Regions from separate parts of the Homo sapiens genome. Here region 1 is linked to region 2. Evidence: read pairs that join two places in POLR2A ChIA-PET (ENCODE). Cell type or tissue: GM12878. All regions are shown on one strand. Links, peaks and the distances in the headings refer to the core of each region. The heading gives the core; the rest is flanking DNA.

The links. Peaks named below come from ENCODE experiments on the same cell type or tissue, not always from the same donor. Only the 100,000 strongest peaks of a DNase experiment are listed, where the experiment ranks them.
Region 1: POLR2A ChIA-PET joins it to region 2 with 8 read pairs; 6 of 35 experiments call an interaction of 5 or more read pairs at or near these places.

Annotation. Positions count from the first base shown.
Region 1 is chr12:92,973,552-92,983,870 of GRCh38, reverse strand. No RefSeq gene overlaps it. Among named protein-coding and RNA genes, the nearest start is that of LINC02413, 12 kb to the left of the region's middle. RefSeq lists an enhancer at 9,857-10,126 and a silencer at 10,012-10,212. In GM12878, for the core only: no CTCF peak of the experiment used is centred there; no DNase peak of the experiment used is centred there.
Region 2 is chr12:93,428,548-93,438,866 of GRCh38, reverse strand. The region is part of intron 1 of UBE2N (ubiquitin conjugating enzyme E2 N); the gene reads left to right. Among named protein-coding and RNA genes, the nearest start is that of UBE2N, 8.2 kb to the left of the region's middle. In GM12878, for the core only: no CTCF peak of the experiment used is centred there; no DNase peak of the experiment used is centred there; H3K4me3 peaks cover 297 bases; H3K27ac peaks cover 321 bases.

The sequences.
Region 1 (10,319 bases), core at 5,449-7,948, 460 kb after region 2:
TCGTTTTGTTGCAAATGTTTTTGATGTCTTCATCATGAAAACTTTACCAGGACCTATGTCTAGAATGGTATTTCCTAGGTTTTCTTCTAGGGCTTTTATAGCTTTAGGTTTTACATTTAAGTCTTTAATACATCTTGAGTTGATTTTTGTATATGGTGAAAAAAAGGGGTCCAGTTTCAATCTTCTGCATATGGCTAGCCAGTTATCCTAGCACCACTTATTGAATAAGGAGACTTTTCTTCATTGCTTGTTTTTGTAGACTTTGTTGCAGATCAGATGGTTGAAGGGATATGGCTATATTTCTAGGTTCTCTAATTTGTTCCATTGGTCTATGTGTCTGGTTTTGTACCATTACCATGCTATTTTGATTATTGTAGCCTTGTAGTATAGTTTGAAGTCGAGTAATGTGATTCCTCCAGCTTTGTTTTTTTTTTGTTTTTTTTTTTGCTTACGATTGCTTTGGCTATTCAGCTTCTTCTTTGGTTGCATATGGCTTTTAGAATGTTTTTTTTCTAATTCTGTGAAAAATAACAATGAATATATAAACATTTATATATTGAATAGCATTTAATCTATAAATTGCTTTGGGCAATATGGCCATTTTAAGAACATTGAATCTTCTTATCCATGAGCATGGAATGTTTTTCCATTTGTTTATGTCATCTCCGATTTCTTTCACAGTGTTTTGTAATTCTTGTTGTAGAGATTCTTCACCTTCCTAGTTAGCTATGGTATTCCTGGGTATTGGTTATACGTGTGTCTCTGTGTGTGTGTGTGTGTCTGTGTGTCTGTGTCTATTGTGAATGGGATTATGTTTTTGATTTGGATCTCAGCTTGGATGTTATTGTTGCATAGAAATACTAATGATTTTTGTACATTGATTCTGTATCCTGAAACTTTATTGAAGTTGTTTATCAGTTCTGGTAGCCTTTGGGCAGAGGCTATGGGGTTTTCTAGATAAAGAATCACATTGCCTATGAAGAGAGATAGTTTGACTTCCTCCCTACCTATTTGGATGCCTTTTATTTCATAATAGTTCTGACTATTGTGAACACCTCTATGAACAAAAACTGAGGGGTTTTTCTATTTCTTTGGATTAGGTGGTAGTGTCCCCTTTGACATTTCTGCTCGTATTTATATGAATCTCTCTTTTTTCTTTATTAGTCTAGGTATTATTCAGGGTTCTCTAGAGAGACAGCACTAATAGGATAGATGTATGTATTAAAGGGCATTTAATTAAGGAGTATTGACTTACATCATCACAAGGTGAAGTCCCACAATAGGCTGTCTGCAAGCTGAGGAGCAATTGAAGCCAGTCTGAGTCCCAAAACCTCAAAAGTAGGGAAGCTGACAGTGCTGCCCTCACTCTGTGGCTGAAGGCCCGAGAGTCTCTGGCAAACCACTGGTGTAGGTCCAAGAGTCCAAAAGCTGAAGAACTTGGAGTCTGATGTTTGAGGACAGGAAGCATCCAGCACAGGAAAAAGATGGAGGCCAGAAGATTTAGCCAGTCTAGTCTTTCCATGTTCTTCCGCCTGCTTTTATTCTGGTTGAGCTGGAAGCTGATTAGATAGTACCCACCCGGATTGAGGGTAGGTCTGCCTTTCCCAGTCCACTGACTCAAATGTTAAACTCCTTTGGCAACACTCTCACAGACACACCCAGGAACAATACTTTGCATCTTTTAATCCAAGCAAGTTGACACTCAATATTAACCATCACAGTCTAGCTAGTGGTCTATCAATATTATTTATTCTTTCAAAGAGTTAACTTCTGGTTTTGTTGATCTTCTTTATGGTTTTTCATGTCTCAATTTCACTCAGTTCAGCTCTATTTTGGTTATTTATTTTCTACTGCTAGCTTTAAGGTTGGTTTGCTCTTTTTTTTTTTTCTCCTGGGTGTGATATTAGGTTGTTAATTTGACATCTTTCTAACTTTTTGATGTGGGTGTTTAGTGCCATAAACTTTCCTCTTGTCACTGCTTTAGCTGTGTCCCAGAGATATGTTATATCTAAAGATATGCTATATCTTTGTTTTCATTAGTTTCAAATAATTTCCTGATTTCTGCCTTAAATTCATTGTTAACGCAAAAAGTCATCCAGGAGCAGATTGTTTAATTTCCATATAATTATATGGTTTTGAACAATCTCCTTAGTATTGATTTCTATTTTTATCATCCTGTGGTCCAAGAGTGTAGTTGGTATGATTCTCGTTTCTTTGAATTTGCTGAGAATTGTTTATGACCAATTGTGTGGTCAATTTTAAGGTAGTGCCATATGCAGATGAGAAGAATGTATATTCTGTTGTTTTGGGTGAAGAGTTCTGTAGATGTCTGTTAGGTCCATTTGGTCAAGTGTTGAGCTTAGCTCACAAATATCTTTGTTATTATTCTGCCTCGATTGATCTGTCTAACACTATCATTGGGATTTTGAAGCCTCCCACTATTATTATGGGGTTAAGTCTCTTTGTAGATCTTTAAGAACTTGTTTTGTGAATCTGTGTACTCCACTGTTGGGTGCATATATATTTAGGATGGTTAAGTCTTCTTCTTGGATTGAACCCATTACCATTATCCATTACCATTATGTAGTGCCCTTGGTGTTCCTTGATCATTGTTGGTTTAAAGTTTGTTTTGCCTGAAATTAGAATAGCAATCCCTGCTTTTTTTCTGTTTTCTGTTTGCCTGGTAGATTTTTTTTCATCTCTTTACTTTGATCCTATCCATGTCATTGCATGTGAGGTAGATCTCTTGAAGGCAGCATACAGTTGGGTCTTGCTTCTTTGTCCAACTTGCCATTCTGTGCCTTTTTTTTTTTTTTTTTTTTTTTTGAGACAGAGTTTCTCCCTGTCACCCAGGCTGGAGTGCAGTGGTGTACTCTTGGCTCACTGCAACCTCCACCTCCTGGGCTCAATTGATTCTCCTGCCTCAGCCTCCCAAGTAGCTGGAATTACAGATGTGCACCACCATGCCTGGCTAATTTTTGTATTTTCAGTAGAGATGGGGTTTCACCATGTTGGCCAGGCTGGTCTCAAACTCCTGACCTCAAATGATCCAACTGCCTTGGCCTCCCAAAGTGCCAGGATGGGATTACAGATTACAGGCGTGAGCCACTGTGCCCAGCCTCTGTGCCTTTTAAGTGGGACATTTAGCCCATTTACATTCAAGGTTAATGATATGTGCAGACTTTTTTCCTGTCATCATGATGTTAGCTGGTTATTATGCAGACTTGATTGTGTAGTTGCTTTATAGTGTCAATGGTCTATGTATTTGTGCTTTTGTGGTGGCTGGTAATGATCTCTTTTTCCCATATTTATCACTCCTTTGAGGACCTCTTGAAAAGCAGGTCTGGTGGTAAAGAATTCTTTAGCATTTGCTTATCTGAAATGGATTTCTCCTTCACTTATGAAACTTATATAAAATTCTTGGTTGGAATTTCTTTCCTTTAAGATTGTTGAATATAGGCCCTAATCTCTTCTGGCTTGTAGGGTTCCTGCCGAAAGGTTTGCTGTTAGCCTGATGAAGGTTCCCTTTGTGAGTGACCTTCCTCTTCTCTTTAGTTGCCTTTAATATTTTTTCTTTCATGTTGACCTTGGAGAATCTAATGCCTATGTGTCTTGGAGATAGTTATCTTGTATAGTATCTTACAGGGGCTCTCTGCATTTCCTGAATTTGAATGTTGGCCTCTCTAGTGAGGTTAGGGAAATTTTCATGAACAATATTCTCAAATATATTTTCCAAGTTGCTTGCCTTCTCTGTCTCTCTTTCAGGGATGCTAATGAGTCACAGATTTGATCTTTCTACATAATCTCAAATTTCTCAAAGGTTTTGTTCATTTTTTAATTTTTTAATTTTTTTTAAATCTGTGTCTTATTCAGTTGATTTCAGAACTGGTTTTTGAGCTCTGAGATTTGTTTCTCAGCTTGGTCTATTCTGCTGTTAATACTTGCAATTATATTATGAAATTCTTGTAGTGTTTTTCAGCTCTATCAACTCAGTTTGGTTCTTTGTTAAAATGGCTGTTTCACTTTTCATCTCTTGTATAGTTTTATTGGAATTTTTTTTTTTTTTGAGATGGAGTCTCGCTTTGTCACACAGGCTGGAGTGCAGTGGTGTGGTCTCAGCTCACTGCAAGCACTGCCTCCCAAGTTCACACCATTCTCCTGCCTTAGCCTCCCGAGTAGCTGGGACTACAGGCACCTGCCACCACACCCGGCTAATTTTTTTTTATTTTTAGTAGAGACAGGGTTTCACTATGTTAGCCAGGATGGTCTCGAGCTCCTGACCTCATGATCTGCCCGCCTCGGCCTCCCAAAGTGCTGGGATTACAGGTGGGAGCCACAGTGCCTGGTGACTTATTGGATTTTTAATATTCATTGGATTGGATTTCTACTTCCTCCTGAATCTCAATGATCTTCTTTCCTATTCAGATTCTTAATTCTATGTCTGTCATTTCTGCCATTTCAGCCAGTTAAGAACCGTTGCTGGGGAACTAGTGCAGTCGTTTGGAGGTAAGAAGGTGCTTTTTTAGTTGCCAGACTTCTTGCATTGGTTCTTTCTCATCTGTGTGGGCTGATGTTTCCTTAACCTTTGAAGCTGCAGTCCTTTGGATGGAGTTTTTTGCTTTTATATTCTTTGACATCCTTGAGGGTTTGATTGTGATATAAGGTGGGTTCAGCTGACTGGCTTTGTTTCTGGAAGATTTTAGGGGCCCAAGGCTCAGCTCAGCACTCCTGAGCTGTGTGTTCTAACCCTGTGGGGCTGGTACTAGGGCTCCAGCTTTGTTCTTTGGCCCCTTGAGATTAAGAACTTGCTGCGCTGGTAGGGGGTCGAAGTATTCCTGGCTAGGTGGCAACAAAACTCTGATGGAGAGTGCTGGCCAAAGTGCTTTGTTGTGGTGGTAATGACAGGATTTGTGCTCATGTGTATTTCAGCAGCAGCAGTGGCACAGGTGGGGCACTAGTGGGGGTGGGGTGGGGGCAGGGTGGTGGCATCCAGGCACATGCTCACACTGGCAGTGGGGTGGTGGAATGCACGCACACATATCCGTGGGAAAAGAGAAGTAGGTTCCACCCATGCAGACACACATGCAAAGCAGTGTGTGTATGTGTTGGCATGAGGGCAGGCATGGGCAAGTGTACACAGGTAAAGTGGCAGGGGGAGGCTGTGGTTCAGGGAGGCTTCAGGTGGGTGCATTTAGCATAGGTCAGTCTGCTGGAATTCTCCAATGGTTAAGAGTGCTCTGCCAGTGAAAGAGCTAAAATGAAGGCCCTCAGGAAGCACCCTGATTGGGCATCCAAGGCTATGCTGCAAGCAAGCACAGCAAGGCTGGGGCCCCAGAAGAAGCTGGTTGACAGTGGAGCACTCAGATTAGATTGGCCCCATCCCACAGGGAAGACTGCCCTGCTCGTCTAGGTCTGGCAGTCACCAAGAGGCAAAGCCACCCAGAGGAGCATGGCAAGCCCTGAAGGATGGGCCTCCCTGGCCATGCTCCACTGTAGCCATTCTCATGCCAAACCCTCTGGACTCCACACAAGCTAGAGTTCTGCCCCTGCCACCTCTCTGAACAGCTCTCCTTGCCAGCTCAAATGGGGGTCATGGGGTCTGCTGCACTAGAAGTCTGTAGGTCCGTGGTGAGAGTAAGCTGCTCCCCACCTGTTTAACTCACCCCTTCCCAAGGAACCACTGGGGGCCAGGAACAAGTCCTGGTGCTTGGCAGCCCTGTGCATGGTTCTCAGCTTCCTCTGCCTTCAGCCCGGGGTCTACGTCCTCCCTGCATTCACTCTCAATGCCTTATCTCCAAAGATCTGCTCAGAGTGTACCCAGTTTCCCTGATGGTCTGGTCTTTCGGCGGGAGATGCTCTTCCTGGCTGCGTCTAGTTGGCCATCTTCAGAAATAACTTTAATAAAATAAAAAAAAATTGAACTGTTGCCACTGCCCAGACTTAATCACCTTGGAAGTGGCAGTATCAGAAAATCTGGTCAACAGATCACCACAGTGGTGGTGATGGGGTAGACAGTTGGTAGCTTGGGTAAGGATATTTGCAGTTTTGAATGGGTGATCTTTTTAGCTTCTCAGAACTCACAATTTATCTGCCTGTGCAGAGTGGCTACTGCTGCTCAGAGCAGCAGGTGGAAGCAAAGAAATGAGTTCCATTTTATGAATGTTTGATGCTTTCTTCTCCATGTAGAGCTTACACTCAGGACATCAAGCAGCTGTAGAGAATTCTGGTTAGATTTTTAATCAAAGGAAGTATTGTGATTGAGTCTTTACGTAGGAGGCTGAGAATGTCATTTCCTCCTGGCTGAGTCTTGCACAAAGTGATATTTTGAGGGCAACTTGACACCCCTGGACAGCAACTGGGCTGGGCAGTGTCGCATACACACTCCTCTCTGCCTCTCCACACCAGATTCCCTCATGATGTTGCTAGTCTCGAGACAGTGGAACAAAGCAGTGTCTCAAAGAGAAGCCAAACGGAAATAAGGCAGTCACGGGGGCACCTGGGATGTGGTGAGAATAGTGAGAAAGAAAACATTTGGTGATCAAATTGGTCTCTTCCAGGGCTTGCTTCCATGTTTAGAGCTGCCCAGTGTCGTTATAAGGCAAAATGATTGACTGATGACCAAAGAGAAATTGATTCTGAAAAGATAGAGTGATAGCACAGTGCTTGACACAGACTAGTTGATTAATACATGGTTAATGAAGAGATATGAAAAGCAATTAGAGTTGGAAATAGTATATAAATTCTGTCATGTCTGGGTTTCAATTTCTTAAGGGTATTTTGAAATTATTTTTGAATGATTAAGTAAGAGGACTACAGTGGATTGAAAGTATGTGTTACCGGGGGTTAAAAGCTGCCTCTGAGTCCCAAAGAGGTTCTTCAAAGCCTTATCTATGTCTGGAGGGTGTTTTGATTTTTTTTCTTAGTTCACAACACATATTTTGAGGGTTTTTTTTTTATCTGAGTTTTCTTGAGTTCCTGTCTTCCTTAGTGACAACTAGATTCCAAATTACTGATGCTTTGTATGATTTGTAAATGATTGCTATTAATGAATAATAAATTCCATATTATGGAATAAACTGTGCCATTGTATTTAATTGCTTAAATTTATGTCTCTCTCTCTCTCTCTGTTTCTCTTTTTCTCTCCCTACATATTTATCTATCTACCTGCAAGTCCTTGACTTTACTGATTTGGCTTGTTTTCCTGATTTGAGTGTTCTGGCTCTCTAGAGGTCTTTCATAAGCATATTTGTTCTATACATGTATTTTCCTAGGAGCTGAGCTGAACTTAAAATTCTGGTTGTACAGACTACAAATCTTGATTAGTATATATAAGTAGACCATCTTAAATATACTTGTTGAATGTATAAGAAATATGGACAGGATTGTCACCATGCCAAATTAACATATTTTTCCATAAAAGAACTAAACCTACATTAATCAAAACTAGTTATCTCTTATAGACTAGAAAAGAGCTTCAACAGTGGTTTAAAAGAAAACAGAAGAAAGGATCACCATCAAGTCATCTGAGAATGACTTTACAGGTATTGTTTTGTTTATTTTTCACCGAAAACAGGGCTTTCAGATCAAATATACAATGCCCAGTTAAATTTGAATTTCGGATAAGCGACAACAACAACAAGAAAATGATTAGTGTAAATGTGTCCCAAATATTTTGTCATTGTTTATCTGAAATTCACATTTCATTTTATTTATTTATTTATTGAGACAAGGTCTTGCTTTGTGGCCCAGGCTGGAGCACAGTGGCATGATCAAGGCTCACTGCAGCTTTGAAATCCTGGGCTCAAGTAATCCTCCCATGTCAACTTCCTAAGTAGTTGGTACTACAGGTGTTCACTGCCATGCCCAGCTAATTTTTAAAAAAACTTTTTGTATAGATGGAGTCTCATTATGTTGCTCAGGCTCATCTTGAACTCCTGGGCTCAACCGATCCTCCAACCTCAGCCTTGCAAAGTGCCAGGATTACAGATGTGAACCACCTCACCCAGCCTTGAAATTAAAATCTAACTGGGGGTCCCGTATTTATATTTGCTAATCTGGCAACCCTACCTTAAAACTACTTAGTTTACAATCTTCAAGCATCCTTTAATTTTAATGCTTGTGAAACAGCTAATCTCTTGGCTAGAATGGCTTGATGTCCTCTGAGGCAATCTGATCATCAGGTGGAATCAGTAAGTACTTTACTTAACATCAAAGAGAAATACAATGGACTTAGAGAAAAAAAAGGGCAGAAAAATTAGCATAATTTATACAGCTTGGAAACTAGATAATGGATGAGATGCACTACAATACTACTAATCTATAAAATGGTTGATTATTCTTAGATCAAAAGGTTTTTATAAGGTCATGTCAGTGAAGTGGTGGAGTAAGGACCTTCCCAATATTCTCTCTTCCATAAAAACAATGAGAATGATTCAAACATTTATGCAATCAACTTTTTCAGAATTCTGGAAAATCAAAAGCTTTCAGCAATCTGGAGAATATTTATTCAAGAAAAGTGACTGAAACTCAGAAAGGGAGAGTTTGTGTCATTTTAACTTTTTCTATTTCCATTCCCACTTTTTGCAGCTCGAAGAAAGCCTTAAAAAGCAACAAGGCAGCCACAAGCCACAAAACCAACAAGCTGCAACAAATTTGTAATGATCACAGTGGAAACCAGCAGCCTGTCAGCCACTGGAAAGGTAGAATGTTACTGGGGCTCCTTCAAAACCCCATCCCCAGGGAATGGTCATTATTTAACCTGTCTCATAGGTCCCTGGAAGACCCCAATTGCAAGGTTGTCATTGTTTGACTTGAGTTGGAGCTCATGCAGTGAAAAGAGCCTTTTCTCTATGGGGGTTTATTAAAAACAATTAGAGGCAATTGTTTAACATCATGGCTGCCGGATGCAATCACCTTTGTAAAGATTATGACAGCAAAAGAAGTCTAGCATAGCTGACTCCATCTTGTTTCAAGCCTCACAGGCTGGCTGTCCTCACTTATTCCTAGGTGTGGGTCAAGCTAACCATGGGAGACATTTAGTTTATAGTTTAACTTTGCATCAAGGATGATAATAGTACCTCCCTAAAACTGACCTCCTCCTTAAAACTGAAACCACCTTTTTAAGACTAATGAAAGGCCACAAGATTAGGATTATGGTGAGGGGCAGAGCTGATTTCTGCTAAAATGTAGGTACAGTTAAATGATAACCAGCCATTTGTTCCCTAGCTTGCTTTTCTATAATGCATTACTGCTCAAGAGTCATGTGGCCAGATGTCACAAGATTTGTAGCTTCTACTTGGCCAGACCTGCAATTATTAAATTCCTTCTTTGCTTTATAAATCTGCTGTTCTGAGTGCATTCGCTTTTCTGGACAGCAGGCAAGAGGAACCCATTAGGTGATTACACTGAGGTAGTAGATAAACATGAGGGCAAAATAATAGAATAATGAAAAAACTTTAAAAAAGGAAAAGAAGGGGAATGAGATGTCCACAGGGGGCTTTGACATGCTGTGATAGATTCCTGGGAGTCTAGAAAGCAATACCAATAAAGCCGGGCACGGTGGCTCATGCTTGTAATCCCCAGCACTTTGGGAGGCCAAGGTGGGCAGATCATCTGAGGTTGGGAATTCGTGACCAGCCTGACCAACATGGAGAAACCCATCTCTACTAAAAATACAAAATTAGCCGGGCGTGGTGGTGCATGCCTGTAATCCCAGCTACTCAGGAAGGCTGAGGCAGGAGAATCACTTGAGTCTGAGAGGCAGAGATTGAGGATTGAGGTGAGCTGAGATTGTGCCACTGCACTCCAGCCTGGGCAACAAGAGCGAAACTCGGTCTCAAAAAAAAAAAAAAAAAAAAAAAGAAAGCAATACAAATGAGTAGAACTATATGCATGCCCAGGGCTGTGTACAAGTTCAGGAAAGAATTGAGAAGGCCCTGAACTCTCACCTCTGGCTGATCTTGAAACTATATTAGCAGGAAGTGAATGCTAAGTCAGAGTTGAAAACTGCCTGGCTGAGTGTTAAAGGCAAGTTCCAACATGCACATAGAGCTCCTTAGCAAAGACTGAGAGACTTACAAGTTCCAGTCAGTTAAGAAAATTGCAGTCCAACCATTACCTAACCATATTTCGCAATTGACAACTTATGTCTACATGTACAAATATGGACATAGATGTTCATAGCAGGTGGGAACAGTGGCTCACAGTTCCCCAATCTTAGCACTTTGGGAAGCCAACACAGGAGGAAAGCTTGAGACCAGGATTTCGAGGCTGCAATGAGCTATGGCCATGCCACTGCACTCCAGCCTGGGCAACAGAGT
Region 2 (10,319 bases), core at 4,872-7,371:
ATTTTCTGGACTACTATTCACCCAGTTGCTATCTCATTTAGATTCCTGTATCTAATCCAGTAGCAAATTCTGTAGGTTCTGCTTTCAATATATGTACTAAATCAGACACTTTCCCCCCTGTCTTTCAAACCTCTGTTCACTTCCATCATTTACTGCCTGGCCTCCTGTATTAGCCTACTTTGGAGCAGCAGCTAGTGTTATCTTCTTAAAATATAGACCATGTTACTCCCCTGCTAAAAACTGTAGAGGTTCTCCATCACACTTACATTAGAATCTTGCCTTCCCCCCCACCCCTTAGCTATAAGGCCCTGCATTCATTTGGGATGCCTACTTCTGAGCGCATCTGCACTTCTCTCTCTGGGTCACTCCACTGTAGCCACACTGTTGCTTTGCTGTACCCTGAACAATAAGTGGTTGAGCTTATTCCAGTCACAGGACTTTCCTCCAGTTTGTTGCATTGCTTGCTTTGTCCAGTTGTTCCGTTCTTAGCTCATATGTCATACCCTCTACCTAACCTGTCCCGTATAAACCAGTTTCCCTTTTTCCTCCCCCACAATTTTATCCTCCTATCTCCCTTTCTTCTGTATAAGTGCTTATTACTGTTCGAAGTTATGTTATTTACTGTTTATTTCTCTCTATTCCCCATTAAACCTTCATGAAGTTAGGGACTCTTGGATATCCCGGGCATTGCTCATTCGTGCCTAGACCAATCCTTGGCACATAGTAGATACTGAAATATTAATAGACTAACTGAATAGATGAGCCTTAATCTCAATGAGCAATAATTTGACATTGTTACTCCTTGGTATATTCTGTCTGAACCAATGTCTGAGCTAAAAGTTAAAGCTAGTCTCGTTTTCCACCCATAAGCTCACTTAAAAAGGACATCAATCTTTTACATTATTTCTTTTTTGTGTGCCTACTCTGCTTATGTATCTTTTTTTATTAACTAGGAAATGCACACATAGAGCACATTTGAAAGGCTCTGAAGGATACGTAGAGAATCCCTCATCTGTCCTTCAGCATTCCAGTTCCCCTGCTTAGAAAACCACTGTTTTTGTTTGTTTGTTTGTTTGTTGAGACGGAGTCTCCCCCTGTTGCCCAGGCTGGAGTGCAGTGGTGCAATTTTGGCTCACTGCAAACTCCACCTCCCAGGTTCAAGTGATTCTCCTGCCTCAGTCTCTTAAGTAGCTGAGACTGCAGGCATGTGCCACCACACCTGGCTAATTTTTAGTAGAGATGGGGTTTCACCATGTTGGCCATGCTGGTCTCAAACTCCTCTTCTCAAGTGATCCACCTGCCTCAGCCTCCCAAAGTGCTAGGATTACAGGTGTGAGCCACTGCACCCGACTTCAACCACTATTTTTATTGTGTATCCTTACAAGAAGACCAGAGCAACTTTCTGCTATAAGTTAGGCGTCTTCTCCTTCTCATGCAAATACCTTGATTCCCTTCTCTTCCCCTCTAACCACCTATGTATCTTCAAGTTGACTTTTTTTTTTTTTTAAGAGACAGACTGCTGCTTTGTTGCCCAGGCTGGAGTGCAGTGGCTTTTCACAGGCGTGATCATAGTACACTATATACATACAGCCTCGAATTCCTAATATCAGGTGATCTCTACCTTCAGCCTCCAGTATCTGGGATTACAGACATGCATCATAGTGTTCTGCTTTGGCTCTTTTTTTTTTCTCAAAGGGCTGTTTAATGGAACCTTATGGTTAGACTTTATTTTATTTTTTCAAATATTGGAAATTTAATACTTTTTCAGTAGAGATGGGGTCTTGCCATGTTGCCTAGGCTGTTCTCGAGCTCCTAGGCTCAAGTGATTCTTCCACCTCGGCCTCCCAAAGTGCTAGGGTTAACAGGCATGAACCACCGTGCCTGGCCTAGACTTTATTGTAACTAATTGCTTATTCATAACTTTCAGAATGTTTCCTAAATTGTGCTATATAAAAAATGCTGTAACGAAGTTTTGTATGTATGGCATTTTGCACAAGTGTGAGTGATATTGAGTCTTAGTAGTTCTGTTTTAAGCTAGAATCTTTAGTTTCGTTTTTCTGCCTTATCTTCTGGACCAAAGCTCTTTTAGCCAATAAAAGTGACTGAAGCTGGGCATGGTGGTTCACACCTGTAATAACAGCTCTTTGGGAGACTGAGGCCCAAGGATTGCTTGAAGCCAGGAGTTGAGACCAGCCTGAGGAACATAGTGAGATCTCCATCTCCACCAAAAAAAAAAAAGTGAGCAGTTAAAGCTTAAAGTCATAAAGGTTAGGAGGTACCTAAAATGTCCCTCAAATGAGAGGTTCTGCATAATCCTGTCATAAAGGAGAATCACTTTCGGGAACCGATAAGTGAGATCTATAGTTATGGCCTTGGTCAAAACCAAATCTGTTTCAGCTTTACATGTTACGTTGATACAGTGACTGACATTCCTTTAATGGTCTTTTCAGAATTAATCATGAGGGCTGAGCACTGTGGCTCATGCCTATAATCTCAGTACTTTGGGAGGCTGAGGCGGGAGGATCCCCTGAGCCCAAGGTTTCAAGACTGGGCTGTACAACATAATGAGACCTTGTCTCTACAAAAAGATAAAATGAAAATTAGCCAGGTGTTGTGGCACACATCTGTAGTCCCAGCTACTCAGGAGACAGGTGGGAGGATTGGTTTGGCCCAGGAAGTTGAGGCTGCAGTGAGCCTAGATCGCGCCACTGCACTCCAGCCTGGGCGACAGAGTGAAACCCTGTCTCAAAATAGTAATAATGATAATAATGAAAATGATAAAATACAGTCTTGGGAAAAAGTAGTTAACTTACCCTAGGGGTTGACTTATTTGATTAAAACCTAGTGAGTCAACCTGCTGGAATTAGAATTTTACCAGTCTTTCGCAGAATTTACTTTATGTCTCCCTTCCCCACTGGTCCCTTGTCTATGGTGCTTAAAAATTTACTTAAGAAAATACATTTAATTAATTTTTTGAAACAGGGTCTCTGTCACCCAGGCTGAAGTGCAGTGGAAAAATTTACTCTTCTATTTGGTGTGATTTAGCCTCAAATTCTTAAAAATCAGATACAGTCTGATTTTACATTGAGACTTGAGTTTACTTTTTTAATAGGATTTTTTGAAGTACACACATTTTTTCCTGTTACTGTTTAAAAGCCACTCATTTGATAGGTATTCTAGTGCATAAGGTATTTTTTTTTGTAAGAAAAGTGATTTAGAAAACTCACCTTTTATTTATTTGAGACGGGAGTCTTGCTTTGTTGCCCAGCCTGGAGTGCAATGGCACAATCTCGGCTTACTACAACCTCTGCCTCCCAGGTTCAAGCAGTTCTCCTGCCTCAGCCACTGGAGTAGCTTTACTCTCTGCCTTGAACATTTTTTTTTTCTTATTTTGAGATGAAGTTTTGCTTTTGTTGCCCAGGCTGGAGTGCAATGGCGTGATCTCGGCTAACTGCAACCTCTGCCCCCTGGGTTCAAGCAATTCTCCTGCCTCAGCCTCCCTAGTAGCTGGGATTACAGGTGTATGCCACCACGCCCAGCTGATTTTTGTATTTTTAGTAGAGGCAGGGTTTCACCATGTTGGTCAGGCTGGTCTCGAACTCCTGACCTTTGGTGATCTGCCCACCTCGGCCTCCCAAAGTGCTGGAACTACAGGTGTGAGTCACCGCGCCTGTCCTATCTGTTGTTTTAAGCTCTGAAAATACTTGTCTGATAATGTTTTCTTCCAATTAAAAAAAGGCATGGAAAAGTTACCATGATGTTTCAGAAATATATGTACCTCCAGGTGGGGGCAGGGAAACTTAGCCAGGTATGGTGGTTCATGCAGTAATCCTAACAGAAGACTGAGGCAGGAAGATCCCTTGAATCCAGGAGGCCGGGGCTGCAGTGAGCTATTAGTGGCACCACTGCACCCCAGCCTGGGTAATAGAGGCAAGACCCTGTCTCTTAAATAAATAAATAAATAAATAAATAAATACAAACTCATTATGATGAAGACAGATTTGTTATAAGTTGTAATTAAAATCACCTTTGGAATTTAAGAAAAAACTTGTAAAAAATTTGACTAGGAACAGTGGTTCTTTAGTTCTTTCAGTTGTCTCACTTAAGAATTTTCTGACCTCTTCCTAGGAAAAAAAGCTATTTTTTTTAACGTATGACTTCTGGGGATTCAGATTCTTGCCAAGTTTATTTGTGGATTCCCTAGGTCTCCATGTGCTCCATGTTAAGAATCCTTGAACTGCTTTTGATAGTGATTAAACTTTCAGGCTCTAAAGATACTGTTTTAATATACTATCTAATGTTTTGATTATGAAATGTGAGCATAACTGAAAGTAAGTTAAAAATAGCAGTCAGTTCAGTATTCTTTTTTAAGCTCCTCTGTGTCAAGCAGTTCCTTTAGTCCAGATTGATCAACTCCTGCACAAGTGAAATTAAGTTTTGTCAAATTATCAAGTACTTTAGTATTCACTGTGCTAAATGACTGTGACTGGAAATGTTATGCATTTGCTTTGCTCAAGTTTGGAATTTTTTCCACACGTGTTAATGACCACTCTTAAAACCAGAGTTTTTTTTTGTTGAGACGGAGTCTCGCTCTGTCGCCAGGCTGGAGTGCAGTGGCACGAACTCGGCTAACTGCAATCTCCACCTCCCAGGTTCAAGCGATTCTCCTGCCTCAGCCTCCCGAGTAGCTGGAATTACAGGCACGCGCCACCACACCCAGCTAATTTTTTTTTATTTTTAGTAGAGACGGGTTTCACCATGTTGGCCAGGATGGTTTCAATCTCCTGACCTCGTGATCCACCCACCTCGGCCTCCTAAAGTGCTGGGACTACGGGAGTGAGCCACCAGAGTTTTACACATTAGAGAACATCTGTTCTATCCTTTTCTTTCTCTGGTGAGGAATTTGTAGGCCAAAGAAGTTGGATGACCAGATTCCTGATGTACAATTCGGTTCTTCTTCTTTTTTCCCTATACCTTATAGGATAGTTTACCTGTGTAAATGGATTTAAGAAGAAAATATGCTACAGATTCAAGTTGTATGGATTCTGAACACACATTATGTTTTCTGTTATAATGAACTATGGATGCATATGTGCTATAGAAATAAATACTAGAAACAAGGAAATGAGGACAGCAGCATCCAGCAGGGGCTTTTGACATTACAATTATAGTAATCAGAGTTCTGATTTAGGTGCCAAATTCGTATCTTATACAGTGCTGCTTTCTAAAAACAAAATAAATATGAGAGGCATAGTTTATGTAATAATATTATATCAAGGAAAAGAATTCTTATGTGTGTATGCGAAAAACGAGTTGGACTGTTGTTTCATTAGAGTTGAAATTTTCTTTGCAAATGTAATATATGAAGGAATGAATGTGGATATACCAATTAGGCAATTAAATAATAGGGAATCTTTTAACTTCAGCTAAAATCTTAGCAGCTTTTAAAATTTCTTCCCAAGTGAAGTGATTGATGGCCCTAGGGTCTTTTGTGGCAGAAACATGACTGTGTGGTTGGAAGAACTGGATAATTGGTTAAGAGCCCTCAGAATCAACAGAAATACTTCATTATTATTCATTCTTTCAAGGGCTACATGACACCATTGGGGGCATTTTATATTTTTTAAAAATCCTGGCCAGGCGCGGTGGCTCACGCCTGTAATCCCAGCACTTTGGGAGGCCGAGGCAGGAGGATCACAAGGTCAGGAGATCGAGACCATCCTGGCTAACATGGTGAAACCCCGTCTCTACTAAAAATACAAAAAAATTAGCTGGGCGTGGTGGTGGGTGCCTGTAGTCCCAGCTAGTCGGGAGGCTGAGGCAGGAGAATGGTGTGAACCCGGGAGCAGCAGAGCTTGCAGTGAGCGGAGATCACCCCACTGCACTCCAGCCTGGGCAACAGAGCAAGACTCCGTCTCAAAAAAAAAAAAAAACCTGAATGAAGCTATTCTAAAATTTCTTGAGTACTTAGGCACAGACATTTTTGGTTTTGAATTGGCCAGTAACTGAGATGCTTCTGAATAATTAGGATTCTACTGTAATTTAAAGTAATTTTAGATACTGGTTTCAGAATCTAAGGTTGACATATTTTGCATTAAAACAACTGGCTATGTTGTCTTTAGATTTTCAATTTTTTTTTTAGTTTTCAATACCTTCACATTATGTCTCTGTCAGTTTGGTTAATTTTGGGCAAATGAATTTATATTTTGAAAGTCTTTACAGTTCTAGGGATTGAAGGCATTGTAGTTAAGGAAACACTAGAAAGAACTAACAAATTTATATCATGAAACCATTGGTGATTTTTTTATTGCTCTGTAACTTTCTTAAGATTATAGCTTATACTCGGGAAAATGTTAGTAAGTAGCTGTTTTGTTTTGTTTTTTTTTTTTTGTGACTCTTAAAGACAACTAGATTACCATCTTACTATGAGGCAGGGACAAAGTGGTTTTAGTAACATAGGCCGATCCCAAGGCCAAATTTCAGTTTTCTGTAACCTTGTGATTTGCGTGTCTCTTTATTATCCATTCATGAGATTTTTTTTCAGTTCAATTAATTGGACATTCATTGAATGCATAATATGCATTTACCAGTAAGCCAGGTGAACAAGAAAGGCATCCCTGTGTAATGGAAAACACAGTCATGAAACAAATTTCTGTGGCCCAGGCTGGAATGCAGTGACGTGACTTGGCTCACTGCAACCTCTGCCTCCCGGGTTCAAGCAATTCTCCTGCCTCAGCCTCCTGAGTAGCTGGGATTACAGGTGCACGCCACCACACCCGGCTAATTTTGGTATTTTTAGTAGAGACAGGGTTTCACCATGTTGGTCAGGCTGGTCTCAAACTCCTGACCTCGTGATCCGCCCGCCTCAGCCTCCCAGAGTGCTGGGATTACAGGCAGGAGCCACCGCGCCCAGCCGAGGAAGTGTTTTTAAACTTGAAGAGTAAGAGTTTGCTGGGCCAAGAGAAGGAGGGAGTGTGAGTGAGTTTTTGGCACATGGGGCAGCAGATATGAAAGCTGGAAGGAGAGACAGAAAGCATGGCATCATCTAGAAATATAGTATGTGATGGATAATAGAATCAGGGTCTCATCAAAAATAATTATTACTGTTTAATGACTGTGTTCAAAGAGTTGGCATCAAGAATTGTTAGGCAAACAAAGTGTTTCTAATTATGAAATTCATATTTAGTCTGTGAACTATTCACTAGCATGCAGTGTGGCAGCTGTTCCTGAAGTGAGGTTGGTCATATAGTTTTTATTATGTAAAAATAGACATCTTTCATTGGCATCGTGTACCAGGCACTGTTCTAAGCATGTTACGTGCATTAATTTACTTAATTCTAATTGCAGTTTTATGATGTGTGGATATTAGTATCATTCCTATTTTATAGCTATGGGAACCTGCACAGAGGGACTTATTAGTTTCTAGAGCTATGATTTGAACCCAGGTGGTCTGATTCTGTAGACTGTGGATACTGAAGAACATGTCTATTCCTAGATAATAACTGGCAGTGCATGTATTTTTATACTGTATCATTTGGACACATGAAGTGGAAACATGTTTAAGAACAGGATCTAAGTGCTTAGCTTACTTGTTTTGGGTTGTGTTTTGTTTGTTTGGTTGGTTGGTTGGCTTTTTTTGAGACGGAGTTTTGCTCTTGTTGCCCAGGCTGGGAGTGCAATGGCACGATCTCGGCTCACTGCAATCTCTGCCTCCCAGGTTCAAGCGATTCTCCTGCCTCAGCCTTCCGAGTAGCTGGGATTACAGGTGCCCGCCACCACACCCGGCTAATTTTTGTATTTTTAGTAGAGACGGGGTTTCACCATGTTGGCCAGGCTGGTCTCGAACTCCTGACCTTGTGATTCGCCCGCCTTGGCCTCCCAAAGTGCTGGGATTACAGGCATGAGCCACTGCGCTTGGCTGTGTTTTTTTTTTTAAGATAGGGTCTCACTGTGTTGCCCAGGCATGATCATGGCTCACTGCAGCCTCAGCATCCCGAGTAGCTGGGATCACAGGCATGCACTACCATCCCCAACTAATTTAAAAAAATTTTTTATATATATATAAAATATATATTATGTACAATATAAAATATATATACATATATAATATATATTACATAGAGACAGGGTCTCCCTATGTTGCTCAGGCTGGTTTTGAACTCCTGGGCTCAAGTGATCCTCCTGTCTCAGCCTCCCACAGTGTTGGGATTACAGGCGTGAGCCACTGAGCCTGCCGCTTTTCTTGGTTTTTTTTAATCAGAAGTCTCTTTATTGTAATTTAATTAGAGGCTTTCCTACAAACATGAGACCCTGTTTAGTAACATAGTTCACTTTAAGATGGAATGCCTCTGGTCTGGATGGCATATTCTTTTCCTCCCCCTCCCCACCCAGCCAGTCCTGGATTTGAGGAATTTTGTGGTTCTGGTGAGAAGGGACTCTTTGCTGCTCTTTCTTACCGGCAAAATATACAGTCTTGAATCACTTAACGATGGAGTTACTTTCTGAGAAATGCACCATAGGCAATTTCATCATTGTGTGAACATCATAGAGTATATTTATACAAACCTAGATAGTGTAGCATGCTACACACCTAGGCTATGTTGTATAGTCTGTTGATCCTAGGCTACAAACCTGTTTAATATGTTACTGTACTTAATACTGTAGGCAGTTGTAATGCAGTGGTAAGTATGTGTGTATCAAAATAGGAAAGGTACAGTAAAAATCTGGTATAAAAGATAAAAAATGGTATACCTGTATAGGGCACTTAACCATGAAGGAAGCTTGCAGGACTGGAAGTTGCCCTGGGTGAGTGAGTGGTGAGTGGATTTGAAGGGCTAGGACATTACTGTACACTACGATAGACTTTATAAGCATTGTACACTTAGGCTACACCAAAAAATTTTTTAAAATGTTTCTTCAATAATAAGCCTTGGCTTACTGTAACTTTTTTATTTTATAAACTTATATTTTTAAACTTTTGATTTTTTTGTATTAACATTTAGCTTAAAACACACATCATACAGCTGTGCAAAAATATATTTTCTTTATATCCTATAAGCTTTTTTCTCTTACAATCTTTTTTAAAAAAACTTTTTTGTGAAAAACTAAGACATACACACACATATTAGGCCTATTCAGGATCAGCAGTATCACTGTCTTCCAGCTCCTCTTGTCCTACTCGAAGGTCTTCAGGGGCAGTAACACACATGGAGCTGTCATCTCCTGTGACAACAGTGCCTTCTGGAATACCTCCTGAAGGACCTGCCTGAACCTGTTTTACAGTCAACTTTTTTTTTTTTTTTTAACAAGCAGAAGGAATACACTCTAAAATAATCAATAAAAGTATAGTATAGTAAATACTAGGCAATAGGAATTTTTCAGTTCCATTATAATGTTGTGGGACCACTGTCTTTTGTGCAGTTGATCATTGACTGAAACTCATACAGCGCATGACTGTATTTAAAGTACCACTGAATCAGACTAATTTTAAACGAGAATTTTTTTTCTCAGTAAGTCTAAAAATATGTTAGAGTTATCTTGCATTCATTTATATATCAAGTTGAGTTTTGTGTTTTCTTTCTTTCTTTTTTTTTTTTTGAGACAGAGTCTCCCTCTGTCGCCCAGGCTGGAGTGCAATGGTGTGATCTTGGCTCACTGCAACCTCCGCCTCCTGGGTTCAAGCAGCTCTACTTCCTCAGCCTCCTGAGTAGCTGGGACTACAGGCGTGCACCACCACACCCAGCTAATTTTGGTATTTTTAGTAGAGACGGGGTTTCACCATGTTGGTCAGGCTGATCTTGAACTCCTGACCTCGTGATCCGCCCGCCTCAGCCTCCAAAAGTGCTGGGATTACAGGCATGAGCCACCGCGCCTGGCCTACACTTTTTCAAATAAAGTGCACTGTCCAGGACCCTGTCTTTATTGTTGTGGTTCAGGTAAGGGTTAAACTAAAAGTGCTGCAAGTTCTGTTCAGGGGCCAGCACTGACTGTGCTTAGAGAAGTACTTGGCCAGACCTTGCCTATTTCTTCTCCTAGTTTAATTGGCAGGGCTGCTGATGTATTGGCAAGGATGCCAAGACAAGAATCTATGGGCTATTTTCTCTGAACACTTGTTTCTAGTCTGAGTACTTAGTTCATGGTTATACATTGGAATTATCTGGGGAAGTTTGTAAATTTAACATTGCCAGCCCAACATATTTTTGTTGTTTTAAGAGCTGCTTATGATTTTAGTGTACACTTTGCAGAAACACTGGTCATATGTGTGCTTGGCTTCAATGCAAAGATGGGTAGAATGGGAGACAAAAGTAAAATCATACAGC